2 separate regions of the Mus musculus genome follow, and region 1 is linked to region 2. A link is a loop called in an ENCODE intact Hi-C map of the cell type or tissue named here. Cell type or tissue: left cerebral cortex. All regions are shown on one strand.

The links. A loop is a pair of places that touch in the nucleus more often than their neighbours do. Peaks named below come from ENCODE experiments on the same cell type or tissue, not always from the same donor. Only the 100,000 strongest peaks of a DNase experiment are listed, where the experiment ranks them.
Region 1: a loop joins it to region 2, with 3 times the contacts of the local background. A loop is called at or near these places in 5 of 42 quality-filtered maps.

The regions. Positions count from the first base shown.
Region 1 is chr9:56,607,695-56,615,694 of GRCm38, reverse strand. It overlaps Gm26868 (a long non-coding RNA gene), which reads right to left. Exons shown (of 3, transcript XR_001779179.2): 2 at 3,474-3,678. Among named protein-coding and RNA genes, the nearest start is that of Gm26868, 5.0 kb to the right of the region's middle. In left cerebral cortex, no CTCF peak of the experiment used is centred here; DNase peaks (open chromatin) are centred at 2,699, 3,040, 3,466, 4,558 and 1 more place.
Region 2 is chr9:56,195,950-56,203,949 of GRCm38, reverse strand. It overlaps Peak1 (pseudopodium-enriched atypical kinase 1), which reads left to right. Exons shown (of 7, transcript NM_172924.3): 7 at 1-2,824. Among named protein-coding and RNA genes, the nearest start is that of Tspan3, 39 kb to the right of the region's middle. In left cerebral cortex, a CTCF peak has its summit at 3,104 (motif pointing left); a DNase peak (open chromatin) is centred at 3,104.

The sequences.
Region 1 (8,000 bases), 410 kb before region 2:
AGATTTTGCAGGACCTGGTGCGAGACCCAGAAGTCCTGGGTCTCCAAATGGGGTCAGTTAGAAGCCAATCTGGGTTACCTCGGCCCCATGGTTCCTGGAGGCCTAAGTACATGGGCAAGTGAGAGCAGACATGGTATCTGTCTCCCTGCTTATGGTAGAACAGCCCAGGGCCCTGAAGGACAGGGCCACTCGTATGAGTATTGATGAGAAGGGGCCACAGGCAACAAAGGGAAGAAAGCAGAGTAGACCTTTGGCTGATGTCAGGGTTCATGTGGCACAAGACAAGGACAAAGGTAGGGGGTGTAGTTCACTTGGGAGAATGTTTATGTAGCATGCACAAGGTTTAATCCCCAGTACCACAAATAAGTGTAGTGGTACACACCTGTAATCCCAGGAGTAGAGGCTGGAAGATCTAGAGTTCAAGGTCACCCTCAACAATGTCATGAGTTCAAGGCCAGCCTGTGGCCTTATAAAACCAACAAAACCAAGGACAGCACAGACCCACCAGAGGGTGAGTATCCTCCTGCAATAACAGTCCATACTGGACTGAAAGTCACTCCCTAACTCCAATCCCCCTTAGGAAATCCCCAGCCGGACTCCTTCCCAGTGTGTCACAGAAGGGACTGAGGGGGTGGGGGCGGGATAGAATTTTGCTACTCCCAAAACTTAGTGGTTTGGAAGCACAACCATTTATGATACTCTCCATTCTGGAATTGGTGCAGAGTTTGGGGAAGACAGCAGCCTATCTCTGTCCTGTGGGATGTTTGTCTATCAGGGAGATGTGACGGGAGCTAAAAAGATTCAAGGTAGCTGCTTCTAACGGTGTCTGCTGCCTTATCAGGGGAGGGTGGGAAGGCTGGGGAAGGCTGGTCTCTGTTTCCACACAGTCTGTTCGGACTAGCATAACATCCTGGAGGCTCACCTCTACAGCAGTGTAACAAGCCGTCAAGCATTGGAGGCCTGAGCCAGAATGTTCCATAAGAACATCTGGGCGCCTTCTGTTGTCTAAGCACATCACTGGCTCCTCAGCTTCAAGTTGAGGAGAGTCTGACACCTGCCAGGAGAAACTGCCTGCTCATACTGGAGGCAAGCAAGACAGGAAGTGGCCACAGACCCCAGGAAGTCACCCTCTACAGAGGTGGTTCTCAACCTTCCTAACGCTGCCACCCTGTAACACAGTCCCTCATGTTGTGCTGACCCCTAACCATAGCATTCATTTCATTGCTAATTCATAACTGTAATTTTACTACTGTTATGGATTGTAATGGAAATACTTTTGGAGATAGAGGTTTGTTAAAGGGGTCACTGACCTACAGAGAGAACCGCTGCTCTGTGGGAACATCTATAGTCCCTCTGTCCTTGGAGGAGGCATCCGTTGATATACATACAGGCCTCTAGAGTTTTCTCAGGAGTAGGGGACTCCTGAGACAGTCTGGCTTTGCTGTCCCCTGGTCCCCACAATATCCTTTCTGTGGCAGGCTGCAGCAGAGGCAGGGGCAGTAATTCTGTCAGCTGCAGTTTATCAGGGGTGGTGCTGACAGATAGGCTACAAGCCATTCCTGAATTCTCTTCTTTAATCCCACTCTGAAGATAACATATTCCCTGTGAGAGGCAAATCTGGAGAGTCAGGAGGTAGAGAGGACAGCGAGGCCCATCTCCAGGTAGGTTTGAAAGCCAGAACTCATTCTCAACCACTCTCAACTCAGGCTTCTCATCCGTGAAAGTGGACGAAGCTACACTACCTCCTGCAGTCTCTCTTTCACGGATGAATGAGGTGCTGGTGGCGGGCACACTATGGTGTAGGTAGGTGAGCAGAGTGAATGTCAATGCCCATGGTCACGATGTATGCCAGTCAACCCTCCCAGGCCACCCTGGCACCTCAGTAGAGTCTAGAAATCTAATCAGAATACAAGGAGGTTTAGCAGCTGTGCTAAAGGCCTGGTAATCTGGCCTTGGCATCTATTAGGAGCTGGGGACACAGTGGCCATGCAGTGCAGTCCTAGGTGGTCAGAGCTCCCCCTAGGAGTTCGGTTGCTCGGCCTGCAAAGGGATTTATGTCCTCCTGTTATGGTATAATCTGCATTCACAACTCTGGCTGTTACTACAAAGGGAAGGCTGGAGAGGCCTCTGGTGACCCAGAGACTGGGTCTCTGGCTGCCCTGGCACAATCCCAGGCTCTCTCTTCCCTCAGCTCCTTTGAGTCCAGCCACCACCTCAACCAGGACATCAGCAGTGACCATGCCTGGTTCTCTGCTCATCAACTTCATCCTTGCTCCCCAACCCCCCTGTGCTGTGGAGACACCTTCCTGAGAGTGGTGTTGCAGAATATCCCGGGTACAAGAAGATGAAGCCAAAGGAAGAGCAGGCCAGGGAGGAGCAGGGACAGGGGTCGTCTCTGAGACCATCCCTTGCCCACTGCACTGAGCCCAGGGCTGATCAGCACTAAAGCAGTGGTCTACCTGTTTTGACAACAAGAAACCCTGGGCAGGGCCCAACCACTGCCCAGGGCTGTGTAGCGGCACCATGATGCTTCAGAAAGTGCTAAGCGCTCTGCATTCCATTGTGTAGATGAGGAGCAGGAAGAGAGGTGACAGGCACAAGGTCCCAAAATAAGTCGTCAGCCATAGTCCCTGCTCTGACTCAAGCTGAACCAGGAAGTGGCCACACGAAAGAGGCTACCACCACTGCCACAGCCCTCAGAAAACTTTCCCCTGGGACGCACAAGGTCAGGCGAGTGGGGGAGGGGGCAGCCGGAGGCCCTGACTTTGTTCTGACTCGCAGACATTTACATAGGTCGTTAAAAAAATATGGCGTCGTAAAGAGAGGCATGGGCACAGTAAAGCCTGGCCCTCCATTACCTGCCAGCTCCCCGGCTTCATAAGGGACACTCCAAGGACACAAGGAACACGGCTGAATGGAAACTTAGAGCAGCATCCACAGCAGCACCCAGTGCTGCGAGGCAGAGCGGGCTGGGACCTGTCCATGGTCCAGCACTAGACCTGGACATGCTTTGGGGGTGACCTTGCTAAGTATCTCTGGTCCTATCTTTCCCAAGAGCCTAGGAGAAGCCAACACCATCTGGGCCTTCTATCTGTTTCCAGCTTCCCATCATGCTCCAGCCTGGCCTGCCCATGACAACGAAAGCAACAATCACAACCTCCCCAGGCATGTGCTTGGCCCCGTTAATCCCCATCTTCAAGGTGGCATGCTACCCTGATAGTCACCTGGGACAACTGGGAGCTATGGCCCCTCCACCTCCCCAGCCTTGGTGTCCCTTCTGGCCCATTTCCCACACTGCCTCAAATGCTGCTCTGTGCAGAGCGCCCTGAGACTTCTCATCCAGATAGCTAGGAAGTCCAAAGTCCCATCAGCAGGGTAGGCTGGGGTACAGTATGAGGGGATCAAAAACAGATAGCAGATTTTTCAAAGTGACCCAGAATCTCTGAGTGCCCTGATTTAAAAAGAAGATGTACTTGAAAGCTCCGCCTTGCTTGCTAGATCTCCCTGGGTTGGACAGAAGCCTCCCTCCTCTGGGTGGATGCTGTTTCCATGGAGAGAAGCCAGGTACAGGATGATGGCCAGGGAGGCTGAGGCAGAATGTTGGCGAGAGCACTCCAGGGGCAATGGTGAGTTGTTGTGTGCTCTTGTGACACATCTCACAGCTGAAGGAGGAAAGTCCTGGAGGCCAAAGAGTCCAAAGTGAGTATGCACACCTCTGCACACACAGACACCCCACCCCAGTAAGCTCACACACCCACCCCAAAGCACTCAACATCTGTACAGCACCCCCTCCCATTCTCCCACACTGACAGGACAGCAGATTACATCCACACAAAACCTTACACACACACGCATACGTGCTCACACGCACACGCATATGCACATGCACACGCACATGTGAGGCTGAATGTAACATTTACATACATGGTAGCCTCAGCCTAGAGCCTCCTCATCCTCACCCTCAATGAGGGCGTTCCAAGCACTGTATCCTAGGCAACCAGCCTGAACTATCTAGCTATGCTACGAGGGACTGGGGAGGGGGCATGGTCATGGGAACCACATCCATATACTTCCTTGGGGACCTGTGTGCTTTGGCCCTTGTTCTTTAAAGGTTGAGAGACTTGGGGCTAGAGTGATAACGATGGCTCAGGAGCACCCAGACGAAAATGAACCATGATGGTGCTGATTGATCTTTCTAGATGGGCTTGGGTGAGCATATTGGCCAGAGAAGCCATAGTTGGCTGACTCTCCCCTGACTACATGTACCTATGCATACACACACACACACACACACACACACACACACACACACAACTTCTTATGGCAAACTTCAGTTCGTGGTCTAGGCCCTTCCACAAATGAATCCTCTAACTTTGGGTTTGCCAACATGGGGATCAGGTAAGACTAGACGCTGAACTTTTTACCATTGAAATATAGCATATCGGGACGTTGGGTTGAGTATAGGGGCTTAAGAGCACAGAGTCTGCAGCCAAGAGAGCTGGGTCCAAATCTTGGCTCTACCACCAGCCAGCTGTGCAACTGTGGCAAGCTGCCCATTCAGCTTGTGAGGAGTGAATTAGATCGTGCCTTGGAGGCCCTTAGAACTGGGTCTGGCACAGAATAAGTGGCCAATAAATGTGTGCCCTACTGTTATGATTCATGCAGATCTCCACAGCTTTCAGTGCCCAGTCGTTGTTCGAAACATGCAGAACAATCATGGGCCACTAAAGCCAGAGCCTCATGGGCCCAGGAGGAAGGTTCGTCCCCACCACACAGTCAGAGCTTTACCAACACCAGGTGCCCTACCCCAAAACGAATTTTGTCCCATTGGGGTGAAATTAGCAGTCCTGATTGTCATTTTCCTACTGGGTGCTTACATTGAAATTAAGCACGGTCTCTCCCAGGCTCTTAGGCAGGGCTCTGCATGCGAGCACATTCTCTATTTCACGGCCCATTGCTTTCAGCTCTAGGAAGATTCACCTGCTCCCACCAGAAGGGGAGTTGTTCTCCACCTCCAAAGGCACTGGCTACAGGATGAGGCTTTAGACCTTCCCATCCTAATTCAATCTGGATTTGTACACTGTCCCAGGACAGTGTATGCCTCTACACACCCTGGGCGGTCCATAGAGTCAGGTACTAGCTCAACTCAGCTGTCATTCCTGTGTGTTCCCTGGGTTTTCCCCACTTGGAAATGGGATGTTGTTTGATCTAGAACTTCCCCCATCGAGTACCTACTTCTACAAGTCACTGAGAGGCACGGGTTGTAGTAGGAAGAACGTGATGAGCAGGACCCTACCTTAGGAAGCTTAGAGGGCAGGGTGGGGAGGGTGGGAGCAAACCCGCGGTTCATGGGAAACATTGGAAACTGCAGGGAGAAGGCTGGGAAATAGTTCAGTTGGTAAAGTACTTGCTATGCAACCATAAGGTCCTGCTTTTAATCCCCAGAACCCCCCACAAAAACCCTCAAGCAATGACACACTTGGAACCCGGGGCTACGGAAGCAGAGACAGGCTGAGTCCTTCACTGACTAGAGAGAGTCTCAAAAAACAAGGTCATGGCTCCTGAGGAATGACAAAGTTGACCTCTGGTTCTCTCTCTCTCTCTCTCTCTCTCTCTCTCTCTCTCTCTCTCTCTCTCTCTGTGTGTGTGTGTGTGTGTGTGTGTGTGTGTGTATGTGTGTGTGTCTCACCCTGTTAAGGAAGAGATGAGTATCAAGCATTGTGAGAAATCACAGGGTAGGATAGGAGCAGCTGTGAGTCACAAAGTACTCTGCGCCCTGTCAATCAGCTATTGATTGGAAACCACAATCAATGGAAGGGGCCATAACTCCCAGGTCCCAAGACTGTGCAGCACCTCTTTCCTCTACTGCTGCTACCTTCCTGGGACACAGGCCCAAAGTCCCCAATGCTCAGTCCCCCGCCCCTGCTCTCCTGTCCCATCTCACTCTAGGGGGCAGGCAAGCAGCAGCCCCCCACTCCTTTATCACAGCAGGACCTGCCCTCAGCCCTGCTTTACATAATTGGCTTCTGGTGAGATCGGTCGGAAGCGATCTGCCACCAGCTTAAGCCTCTGCTCTGCTCTGCGATAATCTGCAGGCACCCTGAGGCACATTACTGCTCTTCTCAGCAAAAAAGAAAAAGAAATGAAGATCATGGCTCTCCCTTCAGGGACTGTTGGCAAACTTGGATACCATGTCCAGGAAAAGTACCAAGCTTGTGAGATGTGCCCAGTAGGTGCCAGCCACTGCCCTTCAGGAAATGGAGTAAGAGCCCTGGGCCACTCATGTGTTAACTACCAGGGCTGTCTGTGTTCCCTTAATACTTGACTGCTAGAACAGCCCATTTGACTGGGGGAGCGGGGGGGGGGGAGTGGGGGGACAGTGAGAGGGTGTTCCTGTTGAACAGACGCTGGGGAAGCCTAGGCCAGTGTGGCGAACAGGGACAAGGGAGTGTTTCCTCTTTCCCTTCGGCTCAGCTTGTGACTGCACAGAGCCACCTGTCCCTCTCTGTAGAGGTGGCTTGCTCAGATGTCCTGTCAGGGGGATGCATGACTGAGCTTGTTGCCCAGAGATGGCAGCCTCAGCTTCCCCAGCCCTCAGGGACAACTCACCAGCTTCCCTGTTTAGCTGTAGACTCCCAGAGGGAGCTGTCAGGCCAGGATTAGGTCAAGTGTCTACCGTTGGTCCAATCAGCCAGGACAGGACCAGGAGGCAGTCAAGGCTTTTTCTCTTCTGGGCTGTGGGAAGGACAAGGTCTGGACGCGAGAATACAGACAGAATGAAAATGATCCTCCCCACCTCCCAAAACTGGTGGCTCAGCTCCAGCTGCCTGATGGAGTCAGGGGCAGACACGTCCTCCTGCCTGGACGACAGGCAGCTGAAGAGCTCCCCATGTATTCGGAATGTGCAGACAAGGTTCAAAGCCGGTGTTAGCCACTTTCTCATGCCTATTCTTTCACTGTGGATATCCACTCCTCTGGTCATGTTCAGACCACATAAAAGGCTCGCTCTCCTTGCTGAAACCAGTGTTCCCCAGGCTGTGAACACTGATGTTCTAGAACATGTGGTAAGAATCCAGATTCCCAGGCAAGACCCAGCCCGACTGGATCAGAACACCTCCAGAGGACCTTTCCCACCGCATCAGCATCCTAGGCATGCCATCCAATCATGAGGGAAGTCAGCCCAAGCCATAGGGACACCCATGCAGCAAAGGAGGCGGAGCATCAGTTCCCAGCCGTGCAGGCACCAGCAAGGGGCCAGTTCATTCTCTCAGGTCCTCCTCCCGGCCTGATCTCACCCCAGCCCCATTCCCGTGCTGGGAAAACAGAGTGGATAGCCCCGCTCTGTCTGATCACAGGGCCCTGTGATAGGTGAGATGAGCTTCCCCCAACCCTGACCCCCTGGGGTAAGTAGTGAACCCCAGTCTGACAGTACTTCCTACCCTGGATGTGCCTACTCTATGAGAGGGCACCTGAGTCACACTGAACAGCTCCATGTGTCCTTGCTGTTGAGCACTACCTGGTTGCTTGAGCCACCGCGGCTGATCAAAACCCTTCCCTGGGATTTTGAATACGGTTTTGTCAAGAGGGAGGCTGGGGAAGGCCTCTTAGAATTTATAGACTCCTGGAGGAGCAGAGGCCGGCAAAGAAATGTCCCTACAAGAAAGGTAACACTGGTTCTGTTTTCCTCTGTGGTCCCTTGAGCCTGCCTCTCAGTGGGTTGCAGGTCTGTAGGCCACAGCAGAATTCCTGACTTTGCTACTGAATGAAAACAAGAAATAAAAAAGGAAAAGGAACATGACTGGTCTCGGGGTTTGGCACCAGATGAATGAAAAAGAGAAACAAAAAGGAAAGAACATGACTGCTTCTAGGTATGGAGGAGAAGGTTTATTGTAGATTAAAGGGACAGCATGGCCCTTTTATATGGGAGACAGCATCTCCCAAAGTCAGAGACATCTGGGAGAGCCCAGAGTGAATGTGACCCTGAGCCATGTGAGGAGGCG
Region 2 (8,000 bases):
TAGGTCAGAGCAGAGACAAGAACTACATCTCTAGGCAAGAAGTCCATCAGGTGGTCCTCTGAGCATTTCTCAAAATAACGAAATTCAGTCCATATAACATTGTCATAGCCACTGCACGTTTCCATTTAGATTCACTCACTAACTGGAAGGAAACCCTCCCCTCTGCAGCCACACACACACATTTTATATATACATATATTATGAATTTGGGAGTGTTACTAGTATAGCACTTGAAGTTTTCACAAGTAACATCTGTATTGACTGGATTCTTTTTTTCTTTTCTATTAAAGTCTATGCCATAGATTCTTCCATTTCTGTTGAGAGTTTGAACAACTAAGCCCCACTGGAACTTTCCCTTAAGCCACATGGACAGTCTCTCTCTCGGCACATGTAGGTGCTAGAGAAACAGGACTGTGGCGAGAGCAGGCAAGAGCAAGAATCGCTGTCCCTCAGAGTGCCTTGTTAGCATAGTAACCTAGCCATGGAGAGAATAGCCCCCCGTGCCCCAGACAGCTCTTGGGGAATGCATGCAACCACGTAGTGTGCAAAAGATCACCATAAAGGACAGCAGCTGATGAGCAAATGAACAATCAAATAGACATGTGGAGTAGGCCATGAAGTTCCTGAAAATCACCAACCCCAGGGCCGAGTTAGATTGGAAGGCACACGGATAGCAGAGGGCTTCAGGGGTTGTTCTCAGGACATGGACTGGATAAGGTCATGGGGGAGTGAGTGCCCCTCACCGCTGGTGCTGAGGGCCAAGGAGAAACCCTCAAGAACTAGTCAGCGCAGCCTTCCTTCGTCATGCTAGAGGAGCCTTTTCTGCCTCTGAGCTCAGGGTGTTCATGAAGATGGGACTCTAAAGCTCTGGGAAGCCATGCCTCTAGGAGCAAAGCCTCAGCCATCAAAATCCCCATGCACAATCTTGAAGCCCACTCAGTAGTGGGTCATGCAAGCTTTCCAAGTTTGATTTATCCAGTATTGGGAAATCAGCAAATATTAGCTGGTAACCTACAGTGAGGATTTCCCAAAGCCTTTACCTAGAGTGATCTGAAAAGATGCAGGCTAGTCTCAGAAACTGGGATGGATTTAGGAAGCTTCATTATATTCTAAGTAATTCTAGGCTTATAAAGCATCCACACAGTGGGAAACAGGACAGAACTCGGCTCTCTGGGCCAGCTCTGGCATGCTTGTTATTTCTCTCACTAGTGGATAAGGATTGGGATTCTGGTCCAGCCTCGTAACTAAACAGAATGGCTGCCCATAAAACTGGGTTATTAGATTTACCTCATTGAAGCTCATTTTCTGAGAGACCCAAAGTGCTGCGCTGAGACAAACCCAAGTGCACCGAAGTCCATCCGCTCATGCTCACAGCGGTGCACAGGTGGGGACGCCATGGACCAAAGCCAATGCCCCAAGGGAAGTCAGAAGAGCCATAATGCAGGACCCTAGACAGGTTATACCAAAGAAAACAAGCCTTCCTCATCCTGCTGCTTCTCAGATGACGGGGTGAGCTGTGACAGATGCCAGAGGAAGGGTTTGCAAACATTCCATGGTCAAGGTGTTCAACGGGTAAGTCCATCCCCAAACCAGTAAAATAAAATAAAAAGAAGGGTTCTCTGTTAGTTAGTTTCACGCAGGCCGTTTGTACGTCAGAAGAAAAGGTGTAGGGAGCGGCAGCAGCCAGAGCAGATGGCAAAAAAAAAAAAATTCTCTGCTATCTTAAGAAGGAGCTTTTAACCGGCGCACTCTCACCACACCTGGCTAGTGCCAGACCTTATGCACGGGAGCACCGCATCTGTAATATCAAAGCTTGGGTTTATGGTGATTTTTTTTTTTCCTAAAAAGAGGTGCTGTCAAGAGATTTGTTTAAAGAACTCTTGGGAAATTTTCTTAACCCACTGTACCATTTTATGAACCTCCCCACAAAAATGACTCTCACTCAGCATCCCCATCATCTAACATGTAAGTACCCAGACTGTCTAAGGTGCTATACAGCTGTTACACACCTACCCCTGCAGCTGTTTTAAATTAGAGACTTCTGCATCAGCTGCCACTGGACGTTTTGCCCATGCAGATGGGCCACAGGGGTCTGCATTCTGAGCGTCCTTTATACATTCCCCCTTCAGCAGCCTCTATGTCTGTCCCTGTCCCTGCTTCCCATCCCATCTCACCCATCCCATGGTTTTTTAAATCAAGAAAGTTTCAGGGAATCAAAAGAGGTTGGGATTTTTTTTTAACCCAGCAGAATCGCAGAGTTATATATTTTGCTATGAACATTGTTGTGGTACAGAAAATCCACTTTGCCTGTTGGTTTGTGGCAAGTCTGTGTGTCTGCACTCTTGGTAACTTGAATGTCGAGCCAGCCCTATGGCTTCAATGTAGTGTTGTTGAAAGATTAAACCACACAGCTTCAGGAAGCCTACTCAAGTTGTTCCTTCCTTATTTCCCATCCCTGACCAGTTCTGGAGAGCGGTGTGTATAGACACTGGGCTGGGTTTTCTGTTCATGACACAGAGGGCATTTTGTTGGGAGGTGGAGGCAGAAGCAAGATGTCACCTGTCTCAGTGAATTGAATCATGACAGTCCTTATTCTAATATCACTAATTCTCCATGGCACTGCCCTCATTCTGCTTTGGGAAATCTTGTTTCTCTTCCTTCGGCCCTTTACCCATCTCCTCTCGTATTTTTACAATTGTATGAATCAATAACAGGTCCCTGTGTCACCAGTGGCGCCTCCCTTTGGTTTGCTGTGGTACTTTGCTGTGTATTCTGTGGCCTCACGTTACTGTGTAAATAAATTCTGTTTAATATACACTAAAAACCAGACTTGAAGTGCATGTCCTTCCGGTGGCTTGTCCATAGAGGCGTGCTGGCGTGGGTCTAACTGTAGATGCAGCTCTCGTATTCATTCCCAAGATGCCTTCCTGTTCTTAAAACAGGCTACAGTAGGTAGCTTTTCGCCAGCATGCCCTCTGCCCTCTGGACTCCATTTCTTACCGACAGACTCTTTTCTCTTCAGTGCCTCTGTAATTTGAGAAAAGGGGGGCTCCAAGAGCAAGTGGCTAACTCCTCAGGTTTGCTGGGTAAGATCGCCCCCTGGTGTCCAGACACTGCAGACTGCCTGGTTAGAGAGGCTTGGCGGCAGCTGATTTAACTGACTCCTCCAGCAGGAAGTCAGGCTGCGGAGACAAGCCTGTACACCATCATCTACAAAATCAGGCCTGCCCTTAAGGTACATTTGTCACAGGAGACATCCTTCCAGAGGCAGCCGACAGGTAACAAAAAAGGAGCCCATCTGGTTTAGGCAAAAAGACGGCAGTGAGCAGTGAAAAATGCTGCTAACATTTTTCTTAAGTTCTCTCAGAAAGGTAGTTTCCAGGCTTGGGTTTTATGTTGCTGAGGTACAAACTCCATATGAATGTGTACTCTAAGCGTGTTTCCTGCATCCAGGAGGAAGAGTTAACAAACTGACCAGATGTTGCCCAGGCTTTGCATACAGCCTGGGCTTGAGCAGTGTAGGTCACAGAGAATGTGGTACGATGATTGTGTAACTGCCCAACACTAGTGCTATATGAGTAGCCACTCTGGGGACTTAAAAGATTATGGGCTCTGGAGGTGTAGGCCAGTCATGGTTGGCTTAACCTGAGTTTAGGGAGACAAGGGTCAGCTAGAGGAGATGGACCCTTGTCATCAGCATTCCTGCAGAGTCACTTTTCAACCCATGCTATGGGGAAGCTGATTTCTTTCCTACCTGGAATACGCAAGTCTCTGCAGCCCTGCCACCCCTACATGTGCGCTCTCCCCAGCCCAACCAGGAGGCTTCCCTCTAAGTGAGACTGCATTCCTCCAGGGAAGGAGTTTCATTAGCACCTTAGGAGCCAAGAGCAGCAGTTGGCAGATCACAAGTTGTCATTAAAGGCAGCTCACAGCAATTATGGCTAAAACTTAAAAATTGAATTTCACACTGGGCAAGGCTTGAAGAGGGGCTGGTTGCTAAGCTCCAACTCAAATGTGCAAAACACTTTTAAGAGCAAACAGGTTGTCTGAGTATGACAGGGATTTCAGTACCAGATAACCCTCTCTATGTGTACCCTCAGTCCAGTAATTGATGGTTCCTGTGTCCTCTGGAAGCCACTGAAGCCTCTGAAAGCTGCTGGAAAGCATGGGGACCTTTAGTCTCCGCCTAAGAACCAGGGGATCAGGAATGAAAAAATGACCCCAGAGTGAAGAATGATCTCCAGTTAACACTGTTCATATTGTTCTTGTGCGGGACCAGAGTTAGGTACCCAGTGCCCATGTCAGGTAGTTCACAACTGCCTGGAACTCCATCTCCCAGTGCCCACACACACAGACATATATAGCACATAATTTTAAAATAAAAGCTTCAGGATAACATGGCTATAACACAATGAGAATAACATTTATCTTTTAAAATAGCAAAACTGGAGGCCTCTGGGAAATCTATAAGCAAAGCATCTAGGAACCTCTAGAGAGGAAGGAAATTCACCTGTGGAGGCAGGGCACAGTACAGGGGCCTCCTATATGTCAGTCCCCACCACCCACTGCTAATCCAGGCTTGAGCCAGAATCAAAGGGAGAGCCAAAACCTCCAGGCAGTGCTGGAGAGATGAATATGGGTTAAGAGCATTTACTCTTGAAAAGGACCCAGATGTGGCTCCCATGTTAGTTGGATCACAAGCACCTGTAAGTCCAGCTCCAGGAGATCCATGATCGCGCTCACTTTCTTTGCCCCACTGTCTGGAAGTGTAGGACATGGATGTCTAACTTCTCCCTCCGTGTCTTCAAACCTGCTTTCTGCCCTTTTGTCTCCTGTTCTCTCTTCTCCCTTTCCTCCCGCACCCCAGCTCTTGAACCGCAAATCCAACCCCACCCCCACTCCCATTTTGATCCATTCAGACTCCAGCAGCCATAGAGGATCATCTCTCCCCAGTCTTAACCTGCCTGGTACCACAGATGCCACCTGATGCTAGCACAGAGTCTGGCCGTGGGCACCTCTCCCTCCATAGCAGGAGGGTCTGAGCTTGGCTTCTCTCACAGACTCTTCTTCCTCTTTGGCCTCCCAAAGACAGGACAAGTAGCCACTTCCAAGAACAATATACAGAGGTACACTGTTCCAAAGAGCCCCAACCTGCACCTCAGAATTAACAGTTTCATGCAGGTGCACACACACACACAGCCTGCTGGATTGATGTGTTCCCAACCACCCATATGACGGTTCCATCATTTCTCAGATGAGAGATTCGCCCCTTTGCATTGTTAACAGTGATTTGAACCGAAAGCTGCACGATCTTGTGTGTGGAGCTTTCTCATCCACCTCGCTGCTGCCAGCTGTGCCTCCAGGACACCAGAACAGGAAAAACTAGGAGAACGGGGAAGGTGCCCTGAGGGCATTGGAGAGGCTTAAAGGAAACTTTTCGGTTTGTTTTCAGTTTTCTGCTTATTGGTGCCATGTGCTGATCCCAACTCCGACAGGGTCAAAGCTTGGCCAACTTGCTAACCAGTGTATTATAAGCCTTTATCTTGTAGCCTGGTTTTGTTCCAATGGATAGGTATTCACGGTGATGCACTGGCAACCAAGGCTCCTTGGCATGGCAGAGAGAGAGGGAAGGAAGAGGTAAATGCAGAGAGCCCAACTGAACTGTGGCCAGCCAGGCACCAGGCACACAGCTACCCCACAGGTGGGAAGTGCCTTATTTTGTAAGAAACCCTAATCATTAATCCAGAAGGAATCCATTGCTTTCAGTTCCCCCTAGTTTCTGTACCAAAGTAACAACTAAGGAGAAAACTGGTAGCCAACTGTTCTGTTTTTCCTTTCTGTAGTTATAGGGTAATCTGCCCCCCCCCCCCCCCACACACACACAAACACAACCCTTCCATTTCCTGCATAGACATGGACATCAATTAAGACTATAAAACTACCACTGGAGAGATGGCTCAGCGGTTAAGAGCACTGACTGCTCTTCCAGAGATCCTGAGTTCAAATCCCATCAACCACGTGATGGCTCACAACCATCCGTAACGAGATCTGATGCCCTCTTCTGGAGTGTCTGAAGACAACTACAGTGTACTTACATATAATAAATGAATTAATTTTAAAAAAAACTGTAAAACTATCATCCTGTATCTCCATGTTTACCTAACTATAACACACACACACACACTGACCCTTACACCTTTGTAGGGTTCTACTTACAAAACAGTAATACTTTTCTATGGCCAGGATTCTGCCTACTGCTTTGCTCACTGACAGTATGGCAGGCCTCTTGAAAGGCAGCTTTCTCGCTACAAATAGTAATATGTATACAACATAAGAATTTTATTAACATTTCTACTCTGGGCATTCAGTCGCAAACTGACTGATGGCTGAACAGTTAAATCGGAGGGGCTGGAAAAACAGCTCTGGGCACAGCACTTACCTGGCATGTTCAAGGCCCTGTATTTGATTCCTAGCACCATTTTTTAAAATGAAATTCAAAAGTTGGACATGAAGAAATAAAATATGAAGAACGAGAAACCTTTTGAGAGCTACAGCATGAGAACTGCAGAGACAAGCCAGTAGATTTTCTCTCAAGTATCTCCATGAAATTTGGATTTAGAATATCAGATTTTTGCTAGGAGTAGGAATTACAAAATGGTTCTCCAAGTCGCTTGGAAGAGTGAGTAGACGATTCTTAGGAATTGTGTGGAAGTGAAGAGACTCATTAGAAATGGTTTGATGAATAAAACCCTAGGGAACGGTGTCTTAGCCAAGGTGACTGTTGCTGTGGTGACTCACTATGACCAAAAGCAACTTGGGGAGGAAAGGGTTTATCTGACTCACAGTTCCGTGTATCAGTTCATCATCTAAAGCAATGAGAGCAGGGACTCAAGTGGGCAGGAACCTGAAGTCAGGAGCTGATGCAGAAGCCATGAGGAGTGTCACTTACTGGCTTGCTCCCCATGGCTAGCCAGCCTGTTTTCTTATAGAATGCAGCACCACCAGCCTAGGGGTGGCCCCACCTACAATGAGCTGGGCCCTCCCATACCAATCATTAATTAAGAAAATGCCCTATGAGCCTGCCTGAGGGCCAATATTATGAAAGCATTTTCTCAATTGAGGCTCCCACGTCTCAGATGACTGTATCGTGTGTCACGTTGACATAAAACTAGCCAGCACATGCGTGTGGAAGGACAGAACATGCATAACAGCATAGGTGACCTAGAGTGAAGGGTCCGCCAAAACTAAATATAGGCAAGAAAGTGTCCAATATGCTCTTTACAACTATGTGGCTGTTCAGACAATAATTAGTCTGCATACTGTAGACCCATACAAACCCAATCACATCACACCACTGAGGAAAGAAAAGAAGAAAAGAGTCCCTAAGAACTATAAAGAATTTTAAGTCAATATGCGTTTCATCTCGTGTCAAAAAAGGATTTTTCTAAGCTAAAAGGCAGTGGGAGGCATCTGAAAGGAGATCAATGGCTTTGACTAAAGATGATAAACCTCTGCCCACTGAAAACATTAGAAAGCAAATTGAAAAGTAAATAACCAGGAAAGCTTTTTGAACAAACACAGCAGTCACAGCCTTAAAATCCTGAGTTATAAAGAGCCCATGTAAATTATTATGAACATAAGCTACCAGGAGGCAGGGTAGACAAGTCGGGAAAATCCAAGTTTAACCTTCCTGGAAGTGAGAGAAATGAAAAACTAAGGCGGCGTTAGGATGGCATGCCTTAACAGCATTTGAGTAGCATTTCCAGTCAGATGTCAGCTTGGCTAGACAGTTGGGAGATTAGAGCTGACCTGCCTGGTCCCCATTCAGAAATGACCCTCCACTAATGTATTGTCAGCTGCCCATGTCCCAGACTCTGACTCCTTTTAAATGAAGATCATATTGCTGGCATCCCATCATCTATCAAATGGACAGCGCTCATTTTAGGGCTGGTGCCCAGCACTAGTGACTGTTAAGCTTATGTCTGGGCAATTAAACAGGA